Regions from separate parts of the Homo sapiens genome. Here all the other regions are linked to region 2. A link is a loop called in an ENCODE intact Hi-C map of the cell type or tissue named here. Cell type or tissue: adrenal gland. All regions are shown on one strand. Region 1 has its middle 8.5 kb from the start of LINC01991. Region 2 holds the start of LOC107986166 (a long non-coding RNA gene). Region 3 overlaps LPP (LIM domain containing preferred translocation partner in lipoma).

The links. Peaks named below come from ENCODE experiments on the same cell type or tissue, not always from the same donor. Only the 100,000 strongest peaks of a DNase experiment are listed, where the experiment ranks them.
Region 1: it touches region 2 in a loop (2.0-fold over the local background); 7 of 110 quality-filtered maps call a loop at or near these places.
Region 3: it touches region 2 in a loop (3-fold over the local background); 3 of 110 quality-filtered maps call a loop at or near these places.

What each region holds. Positions count from the first base shown.
Region 1 is chr3:187,980,947-187,988,946 of GRCh38, reverse strand. No RefSeq gene overlaps it. Among named protein-coding and RNA genes, the nearest start is that of LINC01991, 8.5 kb to the right of the region's middle. RefSeq lists an enhancer at 2,112-2,406. In adrenal gland, no CTCF peak of the experiment used is centred here; no DNase peak of the experiment used is centred here; H3K27ac peaks cover 415 bases.
Region 2 is chr3:188,040,217-188,048,216 of GRCh38, reverse strand. It overlaps LOC107986166 (a long non-coding RNA gene), which reads left to right and starts at 5,620. Exons shown (of 5, transcript XR_001741061.2): 1 at 5,620-5,694; 2 at 6,013-6,099. In adrenal gland, no CTCF peak of the experiment used is centred here; no DNase peak of the experiment used is centred here.
Region 3 is chr3:188,581,575-188,589,574 of GRCh38, reverse strand. All of the region lies in intron 6 of LPP (LIM domain containing preferred translocation partner in lipoma), which reads right to left. Among named protein-coding and RNA genes, the nearest start is that of LPP-AS1, 17 kb to the right of the region's middle. In adrenal gland, no CTCF peak of the experiment used is centred here; no DNase peak of the experiment used is centred here; H3K4me3 peaks cover 509 bases; H3K27ac peaks cover 1,813 bases.

The DNA.
Region 1 (8,000 bases), 59 kb after region 2:
ACTCATAGGTAGTGTTTTCTTCTCAAACACAAACACACACACACACACACACACGAAAATATTATTGCATATATGTCCATAGTTTCATATTGTACATATGAAAATATTATTTCTCTTTCCATTTGTGTAAAATGTACTAAAATGTATATATATTAAAACCATGAAATATGAAACATTTTCCTTCAGACACAAACATACTACAGCACTGTCTAATACAGCTTTGAAATAGTTACTTATGGTTGGTGATAATCCCTTTCATGTAATATGTATTCAATAACTATTCGATTTTGAATTGTTCCTTTTTATTGGAAAAGGAGCATTTCATTAGAGCCAGAAACTACTGTCCACCAACATTATTATTTCTGTGACTTCCACACATTTGCATTGTGCCTGTGTTTATGAGGTGCATTTGCATGCATTAATTCAATACTTATTGAATTAATTAAGTAATTAGTTGGCAGTACCTATGTAAGAAAAGAGTAAGCAGGGCCACTAGTCCCATCTTATAGATGAGAAAACTGAGGCTCATGGAAACTAATCAATTTTCCCACACAAGGCTGATGGTGAACTCAGGTTGTCTCATGCCAGCATATTGGCAGAAGCTGTTCAGTGAGGACCATGCTGACGATAGAGATCAGAGGGAGAGAGCCATGAGAACACAAGTGCACTTATTTCCCTGCTGAAGGATGCTGTGGTCCAATGTGTAGAACTCCAGATTTGCAGACAGACAACCTGACACCCTGTGGGTGTGTGAGTGTGTGGGTGATGCTGGGAGGTGCGGGGATCACGGAGATTGTGATCTTGGTGAGGTGAGGCTCTGTGGGTGGCTTTCTTTGCACAAATGTGTCACCCTGTGTGCCTGCCTGAGGACTATGACAATGCTCATACGAATGCCTGCAAATGATCACCCATATGGGTGAATGATACCCATGACTGTGCTGGTGATATGGCCAGAGTCCTGGGTTTTTTTGGGTCCTTATGTAGTGCACTGGCTTTCAGTAGTTTTGTGATGTCAACCTGAGCTTCTGAGATCAGCCTTTCTGCAGTGTCAGTGGATCCAGAGTTCCACTCTCTCCTTGGGAAAAAATAACCCAGCAATATCTCCTACTACTTAGAGGGCCAGGAGTGTGACATGTGTATTTGAAGAATGATACAGTATAAAATCTGAGGCTGCTAGGTTTTAAGGCACCTAGATCAGATACATATTTTATAGATGAAAACACTGGAGACCAGAGAAAAAATTGCTTGATTTATTACTTTGTGCCTGTTTTTGATATTTCATGTATTCCACAAACATTTGTTGAGTAGGTATTCTGTGGAAGGACCTGCCTTCAAGGATCTGTCAGTCTAGTGGAGAGAAGCATGCATAAACAAGTCACAATGCCAATCGGTGAGCCAAGTGGACATCTGAGAGGCCCACACAGCAGAGACAGCATTTGAACCCAATCTGGAAAGATATGCAGTCTTGCCCAAGGTGGAGAAGTGTGTCGCTGTGAGAAGGAGTGGCATGTTCAGAGACCCAGGGGTGGGAAGTGTGAGATCTGATAAAAGGACTCTTGAAAGCTGGCTGAAATGTAGGGTGTGTCTCTGTATGTATGAGTTTATGGGGTGGGGTCAGCAAGCAAAGCCAGAAGATGAGGAGGTGCTGGATCATGAAAGGCTTTATACACCAGATGAAGGAGTCTAGACTGTTCCGTAGAAACTGGGAAAACCTTGAAGGATGTTAAGCAGAGGGATAGCAGAATTATAAATTAGTTTTGAACATATCATTCTGTGCACAGTCTAGAAAATGGACTGGGGTGACCCTGCAGGCAGGAAGACTGGTCTAACCTTGCTGCATGTGCAATATTTGGGGATTTCAAAGTGGTGGTGTGGGTGGAAAAGATTGTCTGGAGTCGAGGAGAGAGGCCCAGGTGGCTGTCAGGATTAGAATCCATGCACGCTGATCTCAGTCATACGGGATACTTCTTAAAAAAACACTCCATCAAAAGTGGCATTCAAGTGTGCTCTAGTGCCTGGTCTGAAAGCCTCCAGAGGAGAGAGAATGCTCAGCATTTGTTCTGGAAGACATCCCTGGGTAGGCAGGGAGTTCCCCACGAGATGAGGTGGAGGGAGTCATGGAGAAGCACTCAGGCCCCTGTTCACTTGCACCGTTTCAGAGCCAGGAACCAGCTAGGGCCAACCCCTTTTTATTTTGGAGTCATCCTTCATCAGATATAGTGTTAACTCACTTCCTTTTTAGCCCCTACCCCGTTCCTACCACCACCACCTCCTTGCTTTAGTCACTGGAGCTGAGTCATCCTTCGAGCCTATTCCTGTCTCCCCGCACTGTGTCAGGGTGAAAGGGTTTGAGCATGAGCCACTGGGCATGGACATTCCCATCTGCTGGACAATCTCTGTGACTTCAGGAAAGAAGAGAGAAAAGGAGCTGATGTAGCCTGGGTACCTCCTGTGTGCCACGCCAATGCCAGACTCATCAACATTTATGTCTTGTCACAATTGTCTTAGGCAGTGGTGTTATCCTCAGATGGGGAACATGAGGCTCAGTGAGGTTCAGTCATTTTCCCAAGGCCACACAGACCTGAAGGATTTCAAAGTTTACACTATTTCCAATATATTACTTTGCCTCTTTACATCATCTCTGGGAAAGGATGGCATTTGATTCAACTCACAGTTTAGTACCTACTATGTGCAACACACTGTGCCAGAGGGGTTAATAGAGGGTTCCTGCTGTCAAGGAGCTCAGCATCTCATGATGGAAACCTTTGATCCTTAGATTTATTCACTCAATATTATTTGAGTACTACCTACAGGCAGAGCCCTCTTGGGGGATATGGAGATAAATAACCCAGGATCTCAGCCCTGGCACACAATAGCACTGAGCACAGGATGCTGTGGGAAAACAGAGGAAAGGATATTTAATAGTCTATGAAGAATTCAAGGAAGACATTGCAGAGCTACTTTTAGACTGACATTGAAGAGTGAGTGTTTTGATAGACAAAGAATCTGGGACAGGAAAACCAGCGCTGTAGAAACTACAAGCACACTGAAGGGAAGTACAAGAAACATCAGGTATAAATAGAGAGTGGGAGTGGCTGGCAGATGATGGGTAGTTGTTGAGCAGTTGAAAGAAGCTTTGAAAGCCCCACTCACAAGAGAGGAATTCCTGAAGTCTTGAATAGTTGCTCATTCTTCTGTTGACCCATCAGCTCTTCATTGCATGTTTCCTCTACACTAGGTGCTGGGCAAAGTGTTGAGGTACAGTGGAGGCTAAAAAGTACGAATAGGGCCAGGTGCAATGGCTCACACCTGTAATTTCAGCACTTTGGCAGGCCGAGGCAGGTGGATCACCTGAGGTTGGGAGTTTGAGACCAGCCTGACCAACATGAAGAAATCCTGCCTCTACTAAAAATACAAAAAAAAAAAATTAGCCAGGTGTGGTGGTGCATGCCTGTAATCCCAGCAACTCAGGAGGCTGAGGCAGGAGAATCGCTTGAACCCGGGAGGCGGAGGTTATGGTGAGCCAAGATCACACCATTGTACTCTGGCCTGAACAACAAAAGTAAAACTGTCTCAAAAAAAAAAAAAAAAAAAAATATATATATATATATATATATATGGATAGTCCCCAACATCAAGGTGGTCAAAGACTCATCAGACGGCCACAGTTCAATGGATGCTTGCAAACTGGGATAGTGTTGAGAAGGAAAGACAGATGGTGTGAGAGACCACAGAACAGGAGGAATTGTTTTAGGGGAGTGTTGATGATAAGAAAGGGGTTATTTGAAGAAACTGGGTTTAAGCTGAATCTGAACACTGAATAGGAGTAATTACATCAAGTGTGAGTGTGAGTGTGTGTGTGTGTGAGTGTGTGTGTGTACGCGTTTGTGTGTTGAGAGAGTGGCTGGGGTAGGGGATAGGGACAGGGAATAATACTGCTTCAGAAGGATGCTATTAACAAAGAGAAGACAATTGATATAACAAACATTCTAGTAAAATAACAGCATAGGGTGGCCGGGAAACTGGTGGCACCTTGCCGGGGTCCCTGAATTCAATTATCCAGGCCATGCCTTTGTGTTCATCCTGGGAAACAGCTGCTAAGCCCTGGTCTCAGAGCTTTCACTGACTTCCACTCCTGGATTTTGCTGTGTGACTAGGATGTTTGTTCCTCAGAGTCTTCATCTGTAGAGTGGAATAGAACACACTTACGTGACTTTCAGAATACAGAATCTAATAAAAAGTGACAAGATACAAGTTGTCTATAGACATTCATTCAACAAGTTGGAGTTGATGTTTAGAGTGAGAGAGGAGCTTTGGAGCTTTAATTACACACACACACAAACACACACACACACACACACACACACAAACACACACACACACACACACACACAGAGGCCAGGACTTAATATTGTCAGCCTCTAGTAGACAGATGTGGGTATTCATTTCCATACTCACATATCTCTAAATAAAGAGGTGGGCTCTGAAGAGCTGCAGGGCACTGACACCATCACTGTGCTCCTCGGCATGCTCCTGAAAAGAGAAAACTGTCTTCATTTTCTCTCTCTCTCTCTGTTTTTTTTTTTTTTTTTTTTTTTTTTTTTTTGAGACGGAGTCTTGCTCTGTAACTCCCGGGCTAGAGTGCAGTAGCACGATCTTGGCTCACCACAACCTCTGCCTCCCCGGTACCAGCGATTCTCCTGCCTCAGCCTCCTGAATAGCTGGGATTACAGGCACCTGCCACCATGCCTGGCTAATTTTTGTATTTTTAGTAGAGACAGGGTTTCACCATCTTGACCAGGCTGGTCTCGAACTCCTGACCTCGTGATCCATCAGCCTCAGCCTCCCTAATTGCTGGGATTACAGGCGTGAGCCACCATGCCCGGCCCATTTTTTCTTGATTTGTAGCACCCTTTTTCTTCCTGGGGCTACAAAGGGGTTTCAGTTTGGAGCCAAAGTGCATCAGACACAAGCATTAGTGTGTGAACTGAGACTAGAGTCCAGATTTCCACAGCACTGGACTGCCACTTTCTGGGAGCCAAAGCCCTGGCAGTCTTCCTGTTTGTTGTACAAGAGCCTAAGAATGCTCAGACTCTGTAACCTTCAGAGACAAATGAGAAAACATTTCCATGTTATTTGATAAGTTCCCATCCCTGAGAGCTTGACAGCCTGACAGAATGTCACTGTGCTGTAGGAACAAGTGTCCTGAAGTTGGAGCATAGCATTTTGATTTCTAGCTTTGGTTCTGCCATAGGCTGTGTGACCTTGGACGTGGTCATGTCCACAATCTGAGGCCCTGTTTCCCCATATCTAAAGCAAGGTGGGTGGTACGTGATTTTTGAGTCTTGGTAGCCTTGACATGCTATGCTCCTAGGACATGAAGCTCTCCCAGAAGGACACTGGGTGGCATTTAACCTGGCCTTGACCTACCAGTCGCCTATGTTTATTGTCTGGAAGAGCCTTCTCTCTTTCTTGCTGGTGTTCTGTCACCTAAAACCAAACTACAAACAAGTTTTCTCCACAACACTTTCAGTACCAGCATTTCATAGATAATTTCTAGATAGTTTCAAGATTTTCTGTTGAGAAAGGCCCAGTGGCTCTAAACTGATGTCAAATTATATTTGATGCATAATACAGGCAGTGTAGTGTTCAATCAGTACAGGCTAAGGGAAAGGTGATGAACAGCATGATCAAGAGTAGCTGGGGTGGAGATGGGCAGATGGATTGATTTGGTCCAAACAGCCAATCATTAGAGCTTTCTCTTTTATCTCTACTATCCAATACTCTCCTTCCAAGTTTCTAGCTAAGAACAAACTTGCCTGACAGATAAGTTTGCTTGTGAAGATTAATGTTTTTCTTTTCAAGATATTCACAATGATGTGTGCAAATGTATGTGTGCATATAGCTTATATTCAATACTTTTTTTTTTTTTTAGATGGAGTCTCACTCTGTTGCCCAGGCTGCAGTGCAGTAGCATGATCTCAGCTTACTGCAACCTCCATCCCCTGGGTTCAAGCAATTCTCCTGCCACAGCCTCCTGAGTAGCTGGGATTACAGGTGTGTGCCATCACACCTGGCTAATTATTTGATTTTTTTTAACATCACCTGATTTTGATTACATCTATGATTCCTGCAATTGGTCCAGAGCAGGGAAGGAAAGTGACAAAAACCTTAATACTTAAGAAAGCCTTTTATAGAGGGCTTTTCTGATCTCTCCTCTACTGAAGACTTTTAGAAAATAAGAAAGTAGACATCATCCTCCCAACTTAAATCAAGGCAACCCCAATTCATGTCACTTCCTTGGATGCTCATGATAACTCTGTGAGGTCGGTAGGCCTGGATGAGGAAACAGAGACTCTGAAAGTCACCCAGCTAGCAGGTTGCAGCAGTAGACTCCAACTGCTACCTTAAAAAAAAATATGTAGTTGTGTAAGTCTCAGGAGAGCATGCGCAGTATTAATAGAATTTTGTAGATGAGGAAACAAATCTCCAAAGTGTTCCCTGGTTTGTGCTTTGGCCTGGCTGTGCTGTTGATTGGACAGATTCCCATCACACTGTGGTGCTTCTTTCTGTTCCATTATGAACGTTACCACTCTGGTGAGACAGTTTTACTCACGGCTCACACATCTGTCATTCTCTGTCCCTTTGAAAACCCATTTCATGGTCCAGTAGAGCAGAGTTTCATCCAATAGCACTATTGACTTGGTGGCTTCAAAGTGCAGTGCCCACCCCTGGCTGAGCTTGGGGCAGTAATGTTTAACAGTCTGGTAGTTAAATTAGAAGCAATAATAACACAATAGTCAGGTTTGGTTCTAACACACGAATGAGTCCCAACCCTCTAGCTGTAACTGAAATAAGTAGAAGGGGAGGAATGGATTTGGGATTCTTCTGTAGGATTCCTGATCTGTTCTTCTATGGCCAGACAGAGCAAGAAAACCCATGGGACCACAACACAACCCCATGATTGGAAAAACTTGTGTTTTACAGACCACCTCTCAAGACTCAATGCTGACAGGCTGGAAATAAACTAGAATAATTAATTCTAAAATAGTCACGAAGACAAATCTTCCCTCCAATTCAGTCCAAAGGTCTGGATTGGCTTAATGTCTAGAGTGTGTGCTATTTGACTATTTCTACTAAACATTAATTAAATAATCCATCTAGCTCTGGCCCCCAGAGCTCCAGGGTCCCCAGAAGTGGAATATCCTAACTGGTATCTGTCCCTTTCCAAGTTAGCCCTTGTATGAGTGCCCCGCTGAGATGAGGTAGTGGGCTTTCAGCATTCAGTACCCTCCGATGCTCCAACCAGAGCAGCTTGGTTTGCGGTTCACCTCAGGACAATGCAAACTGAGCTATGCATTTACTGTAATTCTAATCAGATGATTCTATAATTGGAAGAACACCAGTGGCATTCTGTCTTTGGAGTCTTTTCCATTAAGCAATTGAACAAGGGCCAGGGGACCTTTACTTGTCCCAAACGCAGATCGTGATAGAGACTCTGAGATCTGGATACTATGTTCCATTCTATAACAGGATCAAGTTCTTAATTTTTTCTTGGTAAGATCATAAAATGTGTGTAGCAGTCATTTCACCCGTACTTTCAATAAATTCTGACCAACTGCTCTCCTAACAATGAAAAACAAATGAAATGAGCAAAGTGTTTGTGTGTATTTGTGGTGGGGAGTGTGTGTATGTATGCTTGAATATAGTGACTGAATATTTTAGGTAAATATTTCCAAGTCTAGATTATAATCATATATGATAATTGTTGACTAAAGTAATAAGAAAAATAACCTGAATTTCTTAATCTCTCTAGATACCTCAATTAGAAACAGAAAGAAATATTATGGACAAATGCATTGGGGAACTAATTTGCAGTAGGAACTGTGCAAAGTATTGCGTTGCTTTCGGAAATATAGGAATGAATCAGACCTCGATCTTGACTTTGAAGAGCTCATAATTTAAAGAGGGAGATAAATCATGATCATAAAAATCATAAT
Region 2 (8,000 bases):
ATAGCACAAGCCCTGATATTCTTTAGCCTGACCCTCAATGAAAATTAGCTGAGGACGCCTGAGCTCACTCTCTGGAATGAGACCTAAATACCATCTCCTGCATAATCTTATAGAAAATGAATGAAACAGAGACTGCACTGTGAGTTCTGGTGCCAATTATAAAGGATCTGGGGCAGGGATCTGGCATCCAGGTGGCTAGAGGAAGAGTCCTGGAGTTTTTAGCATCCTCCCCTCTGGGTCCCATTTCTCTGGTTTTTCATGGTGTGATCTGGACTGAAATGCCCATCAGTTATTCTAGACCCCGACTTACTGATCACAGAGAATCTTTAATCTGTGCTTGTTTACTCTGAAACTGGCATCTCCACTAGTGCTGCAGCTGCTCACCAGACACACCAGAGCACTCTTTCTTGCTGATGATGCTGGAGCACTTTGTTGCTCACTGATCATGCTGGAGCTCTATGTTGCTCACCCATCATCCTGGAGCACTCTCTTGCTCATTGATGATACTGGAGCACTCTGTTGCTCCCTAATCATACTGAAGCTCCATTTTCTCAGTGAGGATCAGAATTCATCATCCCTGGCTGCTCTAGTTCCCACATCCTGGTTGCTGGGAAGGGTTTTAAAACCTCTTACATGGAAAGAGTCCCTTCTTCCTGATTAGAGTCCAAACTGAAAATGGATCCTCTATTTGCAAGCACCACGACACTTCCAGTGCAGCATTAGTAAATACCTCCCAAGCAACAGCAGCCTGGCACATTATTGTTTAGCCACCTCCTGCCCGATATCATGTGGGTTTCACTTATAGAAGGTTCTACAAGGTAAGGGAGGTAGAAACAAGTCAGCACAAACAGAATTATAAATATCTTTATAGTGACAGATATATGAAATCTAATTGGGTGGGGAAAACAGATGCAGATAAACAGCTGGATAAGAATGCAGGTTTGAACCTAGTGAAATACAAAGAGGATGATATAAAAGATAATATTAAAGAAAAAGCTGCCTGTAGGTATTCTACCTTTTGCAATATTTTTTTATTTTCCATAGTCCCATCTGTCTTCTTGTCCATATACAATGCACATTTTTACATAGTTGCAGTCATGTCACAAATACTATTTAGGGTTCTGTGTTTTCGCTTAATATTACATGAATTTGCCGTATTGCTCCAATCTTTCTTTTATGGCTGCAGAAATGCCATTGTGGTGATTCACACCAAGTTTCTTGCCTTTTACCTATTGTTGGAATTTTATGTCTCCAGCTGCTTAGCATTATGGATAATTTTGTAAAGATTATCTTAGGATATTCAGCTTTGTGCTTTTGTTGATTTTCTTAGGATCAAAATCCAGGAGGGAACTGATTTGTAAAGGGGTATGAGGAACAACATTCCCTCTGGTACAAAGCTAACTGTGTTGGGCACAGCTCTAAGCCTCATACTAATCTTACTGGACATAGCTCTAAGCCTCATACTGATCTTACTGGCATGTTGCTCTAAGCCAGTAACTAGCATGTCACCTGGCAACTGAGCAGAAGAACAGAGGTTTACTAGGTCCTGAGGGAGGCTGTTACTGCACAAGTTCTTTGCTGGTGACAGCAGAAAGTACTTAGGGGCCATTCCAAGGGTCTGCCTTGTTTGCAGAGTTGATTCATTTGTGGTTGCCATATAAAGGCCTCTGAACCAACAATTGTTTGGGAGCAAAAGCAAACGAGTGCCAAGATCCAAGTTCTCGTACTGTGGCTGTAGGGTTGAGGGCTGCATAGGGTCGAAAGGTATAAGTCACTGTAATATCAGCGTGGGGACACCATGGGTCTCATCAGTGGTTTTGCCCATGGGCACAGCCCTTGTGGCGGATGTCTAATTGTGTGCAGCCCAGATGTCAGCGGAGGCCCTTGGAGATCCTATTAAACTTGACCCGAACCCCAATGCCAAGCCTTATGAGAGCCTTGAATCCACAGAGCAGTTGCTCTCCGTACCCACACCATATATCATCATGCCTCATTCAGCTTTCATGCCCTCTTATCTAAGAGTGCTGTCTGGTTCTGTCCTGCACCACCCATTCCAGGAACAAAGCCCATTTCCTTCACTTGGTCTTCACAAAAACCCACTTGCATTCAGACGTTTGTGAGTTTGGTAACTTTACTGAAGATCGAGGGTCATGAGGGGAGTCTTCATAGACTCGGCAGCCCTTGCTGTCTTTTCACCTCCTGCCTTCTCTGGTCCTCAACCTCATTCTTCTGAGCAACAGGCACCTGATCCCTGGTCTTCTTTAGTAAAGTTCCCCATACTCAGGTCCCTTCTGTGCCCATCCAGGTATTTTATCCCAAGCAAATAGATATGGCCCCCTGAAGGAAATCCTGGTAGAGAATCTTCCTCTATCTCACCATTTGCTGTCAATAACCATATCTTTACAGGTAGATGGTTAGTGAGGAGTTTTTGGTTTTGTTTTAAATGAGATAAGCTTTACATAAGAGGAGTTGTTTACAGGGAACTTTTACAGATATTATTCCATTCAGGACTCCCAGTAGCCCTGGCAGGTGATTAGTTAGACAGGTGCTATTATCTGAATGTTTGTGTCCTCCCCAAAGTCATGTGTTGAAACCTAAGCCCCAGCGGGATGGTGTTAGGAGATGGGGCCTTAGTGAGGTGATTTGGTCATGAGAACCAGGTCCTCATGAGTGGAATTATTGGCCTTACAAAAGAGGCCCCAGAGAGCTCTCTCACCCCTTCCCACCACATGAGGACACAAGGAGCAGTTGGTAGTCTACAACTTGGAAGATCACCCTCACCAGAAGCTGCCCATGCTGGCACCTGGTCCTGGACTTCCAGCCTCCATATCTGTGAGAAATGAATGTATGTTGTCAATAAGCCACCCAGTCTGTGATAGTGTATTATAGGAACCTGAACAGACGAAAGCAACTGGCATTATTATCCTGGCTTAGAGTTGAGGAGACTGTGGCCCAGAGAAGGGGAAGAACCTGATTGGGGCCACTCAGCTGATTATTGAAGAGCCGGAACCAGAGCCCAGATCTCTACTGGGTTCAGTGCATGATCCTTCTCCACATCATCTTGCCAGGTCAGTTCTAGGAGCCTCACTAAGCTCTAACAGTGGCAAGCATTCAATAAACGCCCACCCAGTAGACATTACCAAGTCCTCACTCTGTGCCTGTTTTCAAGAGTGTAGAGTGAAGAAAGCATGAATAAATTAAGAGGCTTCTTGTTACCCCAGCACCCAACACTTAGTTAAAACCAGATGTGATAGACAAAATATGTTATACCCACACAAAGGAATATTAGTCAGCCACGAAAAGGAATGAAAGAAATACTGATACATGTTACAACATGATTGACCTTGAAAACATGCTAGGTGAGAGAAGCCAGACGCAAACAGCCACAGATTCTATGGTTTCATTTGTACGAAATGTTTAGAATAGGCAAATCCATAGAGACAGAAAGCAGACTAGTGATTGCCAGTCTTGGAAGAGGGGGAAATAGAGTGAGTGCTTAATGGTGTAAGGTTTCCTTTTGGGGTGATAAAAAATGTCTTGTAACCAGATAGAGGTGGTGGTTGCACAATATTGTGGATGTACTAAATGTTACTAAATTCTACACTTAAAATGTTAATTTTATATTATGTGAATTTCACTTCAATTCAAAGTAAAAAAAAACTCAACAAACCAACAAACCAGTGTGACTTCACCCCCCCACCTTCAGCTTTCACCTCCTTGCATGGTTCCAGGTCCTGATGCTCCCTCACTGGACAGGGAATGAACATATGCAGACTCAGTTCTCAATTCTGTCACTTACCAGCTATGCGGCCTTGAGAGTTTATGCCTTTCTCTGGACCTCAGCTTTCTAACCTGCAAGTTGAGGATGTCACCCAGATTTTAACCCAAGTTCCTTCTAGGTAGGCATTCTGAGATATTGGGAGTAAAAGGAAGGATGCAAACCAATTGGGGAGGGGCAGGGGAGGCACTCTGTTTCTTCTGCAACTTTCTCTTCTCAGCTAGTGGACTATAGTAATTTTTAGTTTCCAGTCCCCAGTCACACAGATAGCAGCTTCGGCTCTTGGCTTGGCTGGCACTGCTGGGGCTCCCACTATGCTTCACTGAGCAACGTAAGCCCCTAGGTAATCCTGTTAAGCCACTGGGGTAGTGAGTCATTTCAGTACCACCTGAACACCTTCCTGTGGTGTCCCAGCAAGGAGAGGACCTCCAGCCAGATCATTATGACTTGATCTGCAAAAACTTTTGAAGCATAAATTGGAGCTTTTAATTGCATTGTGACTTGGAAATCCATCATGCCTAAATCAGTGTTCAGAAGAGCTCAAAGTATGCTCATTCATTCATTTATTACCCATCTTCTGTGCCCCTGTTACATCCCAGGTGCTGTGCCAAGCTTTAGGAAGACACAGGTATAGCCACTGTCTTCAAGGAATTCACTGCCCTTTGAGAGAGACGGACTCATAAACCAAAGTAAAATGTAGCATTTACAAAGGTAGTGAAATAAAAGTATAAATCAGGAAAATTAGCAGTTCAGTGGAGAATGAAGGAATAGATTAAAGGGTCAAGAGAGGTCTTTACAGATGAAGTAATATGCTGAGTTTTCAAGAATAATAGGGGACTTCCATGTTCTAGTGGTGCTCCAGGGAGGATGATGGTTACAGTAGTCTACTCCAGTAGGGAGAAGCATTTTTTTAATCACTGTTGACGTTTACAATTGCCAGTGCAAGATGACAATAAAAAGATGTCTAAATTTTAGGCTGTCTTATTGATTTTTAAATTCCTAGAAATAATGCATCTTCTTATTGCCTAAACTAGGATAGATTACTCCTCCCACTGCTACCAAGTACAGAGGATGTGGAAGGGCATTCAAAACACAAGGATCAACATGTGTCAAAAGTTTTGAAGGATGAAACTTTAGAGTGTGTTCATGAAGTGGCAAGGAGTTTGATATAGCGGGACATAAAATATTTGGAAAAAGTGAGCTGAGTAAGAGCTGAAAATGAAGCTGGGTTCATTTTTTGAGGGCCCAAGATACGGTGTTAAATTTGAGTTTTATTCCAGAAGGCACTGGGGAGCCACAGAGGGTGGTCAGCAAAAGCATGATATAATCAACTTTCTTGTTGATGTAGCACTTTGGCAGCTGTGAATGGATAAGATGGGTCGAGAATGAAGGAAGGAGGCTGGCCAGGAGGCCCTTTCAGCCATTTGGGAGGGAGATGATGAGGGTTATGCCAAAGCTGTGTCAGAGGATGGGAAAAGGGGGCTGAGCTCAAGAGATATGTAGGGGTTAAACTCCAAGGGACTAAGAGTCTGATCAGAGCTGGGGGTGAGCAAAGAAATGTCTAAATAATAATTTCTATTTCTCCTTGCAAATGTCCTGCGAATGTCGGAGTTGGAAGGGATGTTTGGGACCACCTGCTCAACCGTCTTTGTAGCCCAGAGAAATACAAGGTACTGCCCAAGCTCAGGAGTTGAAGGCAGAGTCAGGATGGGATCTGTTTTCCAAGTTCCCAGCCAGGGCTGTCTCTTCCACTGTGGCTGCTCTCCATGTGCTGGTGACCTTCCCTTGATCCCACCCCTGCTCGTCAGCAGAACAGTGACTGGATAGAGAAGCCTTGAGTTCTCGTTCTTAACACTGCCCCGAAACAGTGACTTGAAGGAAGACCCTGCCTTCTTTGAGCTTCTGTCTTCTTATTTGTAAGTGAAAGGCTTGTCAAAGAGGAACTTTTCCATTTTTAATTCCTCTTGCTTCTGATTTTCTTTCTTAATTTTGCCATAGTCCCTACCATTTCTTCTTGCCTTACATTAGGCCCACTTCACTCATTTCTGTCTGGATCTGAGCTCTGAGCTCTGACCTAGATCCCTTCTGGAGGCCCTGGCACTCACTACTAGCCTGTCCTGCTTGTCTCTGAGCAGTCAGGCCATCCACAGCAGAGGGGATTGTCTTTCCGAGCTGCACATTCCTGGGCTGGGCCACCATCCTCTCTCTCAGAAAAATTACGTCTTTCTCTGCAGGTGCTCTGCCTGGACTGTGTATTGGAGAGCAAAGGAACTGAATGCTACGCATTGCGGATTTGGATACCATGTCTGCTGAGCTCAGGTGTGCTCTGGTCATGCTCTTTCGCAAGGAAATGGCTTCAGGACCTGGGACCTAAGTCCCAGTGTGAGTCAGATTCCTCAGGGTGCTTGAGCTTTCTTTGCCTGTGCTCTTGGGGCACACCAGCCTATAGGGTCAGGTGCCTTAGGGGTAGATCTCAAAAATAGAAAGCTGTTAAGGTGAGCTTTCTCATCAAGCTCTCTCTCACCTTCCTGCCCCAACCTTCTCAAGTGTCAAGAGACGAGAGAGACTCAGAATTGGGGAAGGAGAAATGGGGAGTTCTCAGAGGCCCTGGAGCCACCCTTTCAGCCAATGCAGAATATCTTCACCACCAAACTGCCCCCCCCAACCCCCGAAAACCCTGGCTTTCCTCTCCTGTATTCCTGCGCCCTTCATTTGAACAGTTTATACACCTCCTGTATGACTGTGCAGGGCAGCTGTCTTGTCCTATTTTAAACTTGTCTTCCACACAATGATGAAAGTTGCCTTTTTGTAACTTCCAATGATTGCTCCTCTCAGAACGTACCAAATCCCTGTCTTGCAAGACAGTCTTTTGAGTATATAAAAACAGATCATGTATCTAACTCCCATTCAACTACTTTTCTGCCAATTAAACTCAACCAATTCATATGTGGTATAGTTGCCATATTCTTAGGATGTGGTATCTCCCAAAGGGCAATGATTCTAGGTATGGTTTAACTAACTTCTGTAGCAAGAAAACCACAAATGCCAGTGGCTTAACACAAAAGCGGTTTCTCTCTTATGTGACAGTTCCTGGTCAGTGGGTGGTTTTCTTCCATGTAGTGATTCCAGGCCTCAGGGACCTGTTATCTTAAATCTCTGCTATCCCCTAGGCACTGCCCTGTAGCCCTCTCAATGATCCTGCTGGCAGATGGAGGGACAGAGAGTGGAGGAGGCACAAAAAGTGACATTTGATCTTCCACTCTGATTCCACTGGTGAGACCAGTCCTATGGTATCTCCTTCCAGAAACATGGATTGGGAAATACAGTCCCTGGCTAGCCTGCTCCCCCATTGGAGACAACTCTACACAGTGAGAGTGGGGGACATTTGAAGGAAAGCAGGCCATCTTTGCCACACTAGGCACCTCTTCCACCTCCCACTTCTGAGCAGCCAGCATGGACGACCTGCTAGATGCTGGGTGGACCAGGGTGGATGGGTGCGTTGGGGGTGTGGAGGGGAGGGCAGGTGTGTATTTCTCCCCTCTTGTGTCTAATTGGTAAGCAGTATTTTCTTGAACTTCAGTTCTGCAAACATTACTTTTGAGATCTTTGCTATATCTGCATAACACCTGTACTATAATTGACTTAATATTCTCTTTACACTGATTCACTTTTTAATTTAGTTTCACCTGAAGGGTAATATCTGGGAAATCATAGTTTTGATATGATAATTATACTTTTCCCAATATGTTCTAAAATGGATATGTAATTATTTTAATATAAATATTTGCAGATATACCACCTCAAACAAACAAGATACCACTGGTGGGTACATTGCACATTTTAAGAAATACTGTGATTGAGCCTGTATAAATCCCTCATAATCTGGTCCTTGGCTTTCTTTCTGACCTTACATCCTGCCTCTTCCCTCTTGCCCATGATCCTCCAAATACATGGACTTATTTGTTCTTCAAGCCTGCAAGCTCGTTCCTACTCCAGGGCCTTTGCACCAGCTGGTACCTCCATGGGAAATACTTTCTGTACATCTTCCCATGTCTGGTTCTTTCTAGACATTCAAGACTTAGCTCAGATGTCCCCTGCTCAACGAACCACCCAGTCTTTACCAGCTGCCTCACACCTCACTTCATTCCACCCTGCACAATCACTCTTTGTTTCAGTCCCTTTAAGCACTTTTCAAGATCTGGCATGGTGTGCTTATTTGTTG
Region 3 (8,000 bases), 540 kb before region 2:
CATACTGGCATTCGAGTTTTCAAAATACATCTATTGGGCTTTAACCCACATGAGCATGACAGGAAAATCATGCAGGCATTGAGAGCTTCATGTCTATGTGCATAAACCATACGCTTATACATATCTTATTTATCTAATTATCCAGGATAGAGAATTGGCATTCATAGGACAGAAGGTAACAGATCTGCTTTCATTTTTCTTTAAATAAAGGAATTTGTCATTCTTTTGCAAAACTTGAGATCTAAATTAGGGAAGAAACTCAATAAGAGGAACTCACATGTTGCTTAAATGGACTAAATGCATTTCTTATTTGTGTTCCTTTTAATTTTCAGATCTTTGCCAATGCCCGGAAGTGATAGGCTTAATGCAAAAATAAGGAACCACATCATGTACACTCAAAAGTATATCAAATTATGTGTACATATATATGTACATATATATGTATATAGATATAAAAAAACACCCTCTCCCCTATCTATTACTAAGCACAGCAGCTCAGCACAAGGCACTGAGCTTTTTGTAGTAGGGAGAAATTTATCACAGGAAGTCCATGGACTCAAGAAGTCCACACACCAGCAAAAGAGGCAAAATAAACTTGAAAATAACTATAAAGTATAGTTGCAAATGCTAAGTAAGACAGAGAAGTGTATGAAAGTTCCAGATGAACTATGCTCAATCTGGCAAGCAGAGGGTGGCTCTCTGAGCCGTATCTTCGGAGGTGCGTGGAATCACAACACATGGATGGCTGTGTGTTTGTGGACACACATACACTGGCCTTGGAGGAGAAGGGTGGATCCTGTTTCCAGCAAACAATGTGAACAGAGACATAGACAAAAGGCTAAGGTGTGTATGGAGAACAAACAAATGTGGCAGAATTTAATAACAGCTAGTACATACAATCTACTAGTCCTTATTTAAATGCTTTACATATAAGTGAGGAAGAACCTATTATTATCCTCATTTTGTAGATGAGGAAACTGAGGTATGTGAGCTTAAGTAATTTGACCCAGGTTTCAGCATAAGCTACTGTTGGTATCTGAATCTACACATTGTGGCTCCAGAGTTGTTCTGTTAGCCACCTCTACACTCCATAAAGTAAAGAAGACGAATCAAGACTGAAAAATTAGACCAGGACAGATTGTGAAGGATAACATCTACCTTTAATTTTAGTTGACAACTAATTTAATAGAATTAAGGGACAAATATTAGGGCATAAGAAGGGCAGGGGAGGGACACAGTGATGAAAATAATACATTGTAGAGATAGCAAATACTTTCTGAAGAGAGGGGACCGTTTTTTCATTAAGAGTAAGGACACACACACCTCTGATGCAAATTACTTCTGTTTAGCTGAGGGTGACATTTTGTCTTGAAAAACACAGCTTGCAAAATGTTATTTTACTGAAGCCCTATTGTCAGAGCTGTATACGCTATTCCATATCCACATAGGATCTCAGTTTAAAAGATAACTATTATTTTTAAATATCAGAGTTTGTCTGCATGTGAAATGTGAATTTAAAATTCTTTCTTCACAGGACAACTAGGGGAATTTAAGTATCAGGTTAACACATTGTGAAAATTAAAACATCAATGATGACCACAGAACCAGATGCATGACTTTCCATTCATTAAGAAATATCATAGCCCAATGTACTGTATATTTGGAATTATCATGTTTTGTATTGTTTGAGGTTTTTACAAAGTAGGGTTGGGGGACACAAAGCGAGTAGGTAAATTATTCCCTAAACCTCTTAAAGAGTGAGCTCATCGACAAATAAGAAACCTATTTTATTTTAAAGGAAGCCAAATAATAGTAGACCCTACAAGATTCGCAACTTATTTAAAGTCCTGAGTACATTGCATCAGATAATTCTGGCCCACAATCTCTTAATCTAAATTCCAAATTCAACAGATACAAATCATATAACCACTTTACGAAAGGCTGTTTCAAAGTACAGTGCCTTTTTATTAGCCTATTATACAAAATTATGGTAATTTCTTAATAAAGTTTTGGAAACAGACCACATTATTAATTGTATGGCGTATATAATATTTAATTAAAGATGCATTATGCTGATAGAATTTAACATCTGGCACTCTGGTTTTGCAGACCATGGAGTGTAGTAACAACATGAAAATAAACAATCCCTATAAATGTCTTCTTGGGCTCCAGTCTTCAGTAGAGCGCCAACTTTCTTTTTTTTTTTTTTTTTTTTTTTTTTTTTTGAGACGGAGTCTCGCTCTGTCGCCCAGGCCGGACTGCGGACTGCAGTGGCGCAATCTCGGCTCACTGCAAGCTCCGCTTCCCGGGTTCACGCCATTCTCCTGCCTCAGCCTCCCGAGTAGCTGGGACTACAGGCGCCCGCCACCGCGCCCGGCTAATTTTTTGTATTTTTAGTAGAGACGGGGTTTCACCTTGTTAGCCAGGATGGTCTCGATCTCCTGACCTCATGATCCACCCGCCTCGGCCTCCCAAAGTGCTGGGATTACAGGCGTGAGCCACCGCGCCCGGCCAGAGCGCCAACTTTCTTTAAAACAACACTTAAGGGGCAAGCGCGGTGGCTCACGTCTGTAATCCCAACACTTTGGGAGGCAGAGGTGGGAGGATCACGAGGTCAGGTGTTCAAGACCAGCCTGGCCAATATGGTGGAAACCCCCGTCTCTACTAAAAAATACAAAAATTAGCTGGGCCTGATGGTGCGTGCCTGTAGTCCCAGCTACTCGGGAGGCTGAGGCAGGAGAATTGCTGGAACCCAGGAGGTGGAGGTTGCAGTGAGCCAAGATCGGGCCACTGCACTCCAGCCTGGCGACAGAGCGAGACTCCAACTTAAAAAAAAAAAAAACAATGTTTAAGGACTATTTTGCTAAAAATACCTACGAGGAGGGGAGAAACTCCCAGGGAACTGTCACATATTACACTGCTCAGCATTCTGCAGTTTCATTTCTCATAGAAATATCTTTTCTCTAAGCATGTTTTAGTAAAATGGGTGCTGCCTGAGGACCCTCACACACAATTAATAATTACTAATTTTTGAAACAGACACTCTAACGACTTTTATTAGTTTAACAGCAAGTTGTCTTACATGTACTTTCCAAAGTTTTCCAGACTCCTTTCTAATATCAATTAAACATGGTCCACAGTGGACTAATGAGGCCTATTTAGTAGCAATTCATAATTTACTGTGCTTGTACTGTTCCCTGCAGGGCTTTTTTCTCTCACTAAACCATAATCATATCTCATTACCATTGTTTCATTACTACATTTTTTGGTTTAAATTTTGTTGCTGGCATTTAGTTAAGAAAAAGACTCTTTCATATTACATATAGAACATTTTCCTCTTAAAATGTCAAACCAATATGTTTCCACCTGAAAAACACTGCACTCAACGTAAAACAGGCAATCTCAACAACAAAAATAAAAACAACAAAAGAATATTTTTTTCCTCTGATTTAAAAGTTATTTGATTTTGCTATAAAAATGGAAACAAACCTCCATAAAGCTAATGTATCTGGTAGCAATTTAACTTGTTGTACTTTAAAAGTAGAATGCAAAAGATCTTCACACCTCTTCCTGCCCCAAAGAGACCCTTTCCAGAAAGCCTGCCATCTTTTATTACAAAATGCAGTCATAGACCTTATGCTATAGCACCTTAAAGATGGATGCACAGCCTGTAAAACAGTGTTATCTAAAAATGCTGGTCTCCATGTAGACTTATATCTGTACATAAATATACAGGTATGTTTACATGTGTGTTTGCATATATTTCAAACACATTCAGTAAAGAAACAGAAATAATCTTGGAACTTCAGACATAAAACAAATACATTTACATGTTTTCTACTTTTTCCCTTATGAAATACCTGTATAAATATACAGTAATAGCAGGTTTTTAATTGTAAATGGTTTTGACGTTTTCAACTTCAGAATTTTAAAACATGTATTTGTAGCCCAGGGGCGAAAGCAGTATGTATGTCTAAGCTTTAGGACTAAAAGAAGAATGCCAAGTCCCCTGTGCTGGTCCCTTCAGTTGCAGAAGGGACCATTTCTCTTTGTCTCTTCCCTTTTTTACTAGGGGGCAGTGCTGTCAGAGTTGTGAGAAAATCTTTTCTACTATACTCCCCATGAATTCATTCAGTTGCCAAGGATATGGCTCAAGCTCAGAAGTCAGCCTTCAAAATAAGGAGAGGAAGAAGGAAAAACAAGTAAAATAAACTGATAGATCCCAACATAAAATGATGCATCTTAAGAGTAGAAAAATACAAAGGGGAGAGGGTTAAGACAGTGCATTTTAACAACCCATTGAATCTTCTTATAAAAACAAGGCATTGACATGCTAAAGGCAACAAGCTTAATAAGTTCTAACATGTTTTCCACCTTTCTGAGGACTCTGATTTCTCTAAATGAGTCACTGGTTCTCTGCAGAATCATATTAAAGTTAGATTATGCCGTGTGATTGACTTATTTATTTGTCCCTTTAAGTTGCCATCTGAAACATGAGCTCTGAGAGATCAAACTTCACCAATACTTGCCAGTCCTCAGTGGAAATCCTAGAGTAATTTCTTAAAACCAACAGTAAAAAAATTTCTAAACGCTTTAGGCAGTGATGCTTCATTTCAACTACATGAAAAAACTTTCATCCTAGTTTTAAAAAGTGTTATAAAAATGTTACATGAATGGAATTTTTCAGGGAGGGATAAATTTATATCACAGAGAGAACTCAGGCCATCTTCACCAGTTTTAATGTTTCAAAAAAGGTTGGTAGAAAAGAAGAGATCTGGGGCTCCGAAGTAAGATGATGTTGAAAGTATTGAAAAGACCCAAATAAAGAAAATGAAAGGAAAAAAAAAGAAGAAGAAAGAGAGACAAGCAAGGGAACAGGATGTAGAAATGAATAATTTAGATATACAGCATGAGGAATAAGCCATGCCAATAAGTAAAAAAACATAATTTAAATAGAAAATGGCTTGAGATTGTATTAAGTCATGGCCAACTTCACACACACACACACACACACACACACACACACACGACTAAAATTAAAAGAAACATTTAAACTTATTTTTCTAATCTAAAATGGGAAAGAAGCGCTTACTTTTTAAAGAAAAATTCCTCATTTAATTCTTTCTCTTATCAGAGAACCTTCTTTGTCAGTTTTAACAGCAGATTAATCACTTTCGCAACCTACGGAAAAAGTTTTCTGGAAAGCATAACAGCCTGCAAGTGTAAATGACAGTATTACTTTTCCTGCAGCTCACCCGCCTACAAATTCTCTCTCATCCATGACTCAGCATGAGGTAAAAGGAGCTAATGAAAAGGGCCACATTTCCTTTTAAAAATTGTGAACTTTCTTTCAAAGTGCAGAACTATTAAAAAAAATCCCCCAAAAGCTTGACAGAAAAATGAAGTAGCTCTCCATGAATGTTTGTCAGTTATATACCTAGAAAATTTCTTCCAAGTAATGTTAAAAATCAGCTTGCTGTTTGACTCCCACCCGAGGCCAAACGCTGTACTTGATTGGGGATGTAGTACTTACACATATCTATAGTACATTTGTAGGATTATGGGGGAGCAGGGGGCAGGGATAGAAATGTTGCTTTGCTGAAACCAAGACATCAAGAGGAAAGATGAGAAACACAGAACTTTGTGGTCAAGAGAAGGGACTTGTCCTGGGGCTTTCCCTCCTTGTAAAATACCAATTAATTTGATTTTGTGAAGAAGCTCTCTAGAAGCAGTCTGGTTCCTAGGGAGAAATTACAGAGGTAAGAAAATTCTATTTTATGATACAGAAGGAAAGATGGGATCACTTTGTTGTATGTGCACTGGCGAGACAGTCACACTATAAACATTCATCAAATATTTACTGAGTGTCCGATCTCTGCTAGACACTGTGCTAAGCTCTTGGCAGCTGAGACTAAGAAGTTTAACAACGCGGTCCGGGTCAATGGTCATCGTCCTCATGGAACTTAAAATGGGTGGAAAGAGGTTATCATTTGGGAGAGGCAGTGAGATAATGATCATTTGCAGGGTGGAAGGTGTAAGGATTAGGAAGTTCAAGGAGAAAAACACAGGAGAACACAGCAAGGACATTTAAACTAAATTATACCAGAGGAGTGTGCTGAAAATGTCTTAAGGGAAATGGCGTCTATGTTGAGACAAGGCAATAAAAGACTGAGGTAGTGAACAATGTTCCAGGCTAAAAACAATATCATGTGACTCTCCAGTGGTGGCTCAATGTCTCTGGGGATCAGAGCAAAGGCAGTGTGTGACTATAGCATGGTGCATAAGCGGGGTGGGAATGAGATACTACACATCTTCTTCATGTATACCAGAGAGGTATGCAACATCTAAAAAGAAAAGTTCAATTACTGTTCCTATTTCGCACGTGGAAAACAAACCAAAAAAGGTTATTTTGTCCAAGATCACATAGTTATATGAGATTCAAACTCATTTCTATTTGACTTCAGAGCCTGTTTTCCTAATCACTGTCTTATACTACAGGAATAAGGAGATAACATATTAGACAGGAAAGTAATACAGTCAGACTTGCATTTTAGGAAAGCCTTGGTGGATAGATTGGGGCGATGGTGGGGAAATGGATACAAGGAAACCCGTTAGGGGGATATCACCAATGGTCCATGAAAGATGATGCTGATCTGAAATCACGTACCGCAGCAGAAATGAGGAGAAGTAGAAAGATTGTGAAATATTTAGGAGGTAAAATTGATAATAAGGGAAAGAGAGGGCTTAGAAATAATACCTAAACTTCTGGCTTAGGAAACTGGTTAGATGGTGATGCCACATACCGAACAACATTGGAGTGGAAAAAATTCCTGAGAGAAGTGGATGAGTTTATTTTGAAAACATTGAGGCTGAGATTTCTGCAATACATCCAAATGCACCTGAGCGATAAGCAGTTAGAAACAATTGAATCTGAAGAGCAAGTTTACTGAAACAAATTTATATCATATTGTAGAGCTGATAGTTGAGGCCATAGTAGTTAAAGGCTCTCTTAACCAAATGTGGGAAGTGAAACAAGAGCAGGCCCTAGGAAAGACACCCCTCCCCAAGCCCCACCAAAGGAAAACAACATTCAAGCCCAGGCACGGTGGCTCATGCCTGTAATCCCAGCACTTTGGGAGGCCGAGGTGGGTGGATCAGTTGAGGTCAGGAGTTCGAGACAAGACTGGCCAACGTGGTGAAACCCCATCTCTAATAAAAAGAAAACAGAAAAAAGAAAAAAGAAAAAAAAATTAGCCAGGCATGGTGCACACCTGTAGACACAGCTACTCGGGAGGCTGAGGCAAGAGAATCGTTTGAACCTGGTAGGCAGAGGTTGCAGTGAGCTGAAATTGCGCCACTGCACTCCAGCCTGGGTGACAGAATGAGAGTCTGTCTCAAAAAAAAAAAAAAAAAAAAAAAAGAAAAAGAAAAAGGTAAAACGACATTCAAGGAGAGGGAGACGAAGAGCCACTAAGGAGAGCCCTGAAGTGAAATTGTTCAGAATGGTAGGAAGAAAACCAACAGAGTGTGGTGTGCAATAACTGTGAAAAGTTGGCAAGATGGCCTGACTGTGCCACAGATTTACATAAGGGCAAGTACAAAAGGGAAACTCTGAAAAAAGCCTACCGAAAGAAGGTCATGTGTTGGAAGAGTCGGCTGAAGTATTGAACCACAGACTGTAAGTTGGATAATAAAGGAAATATAAGAGACTGGTGAGGAAAAAGAAAGGTAATAGAAGGTAAATATGCTGAAGAAAAGTAGAATAGGAGTTACCTGAATGAGAGAGAGTGCTGGAAGAATGAGGGGTTGTGTTCCGAGGCTGGTTTTAATTTTTACGATTTAGGAGGTAAAATAGAGCGAAGCAATGATAAGATCCAGGGTATAACCAGGGGCTGTAGAGGCTGCAGCTGAATGGAGATGAGAGTTACAGATGAGTGAGTTGGGCCCTGAGCCTCCCAACAGGACTAACAGCCTGGGTAGTGGCAGGAGAGAGTTGAGCC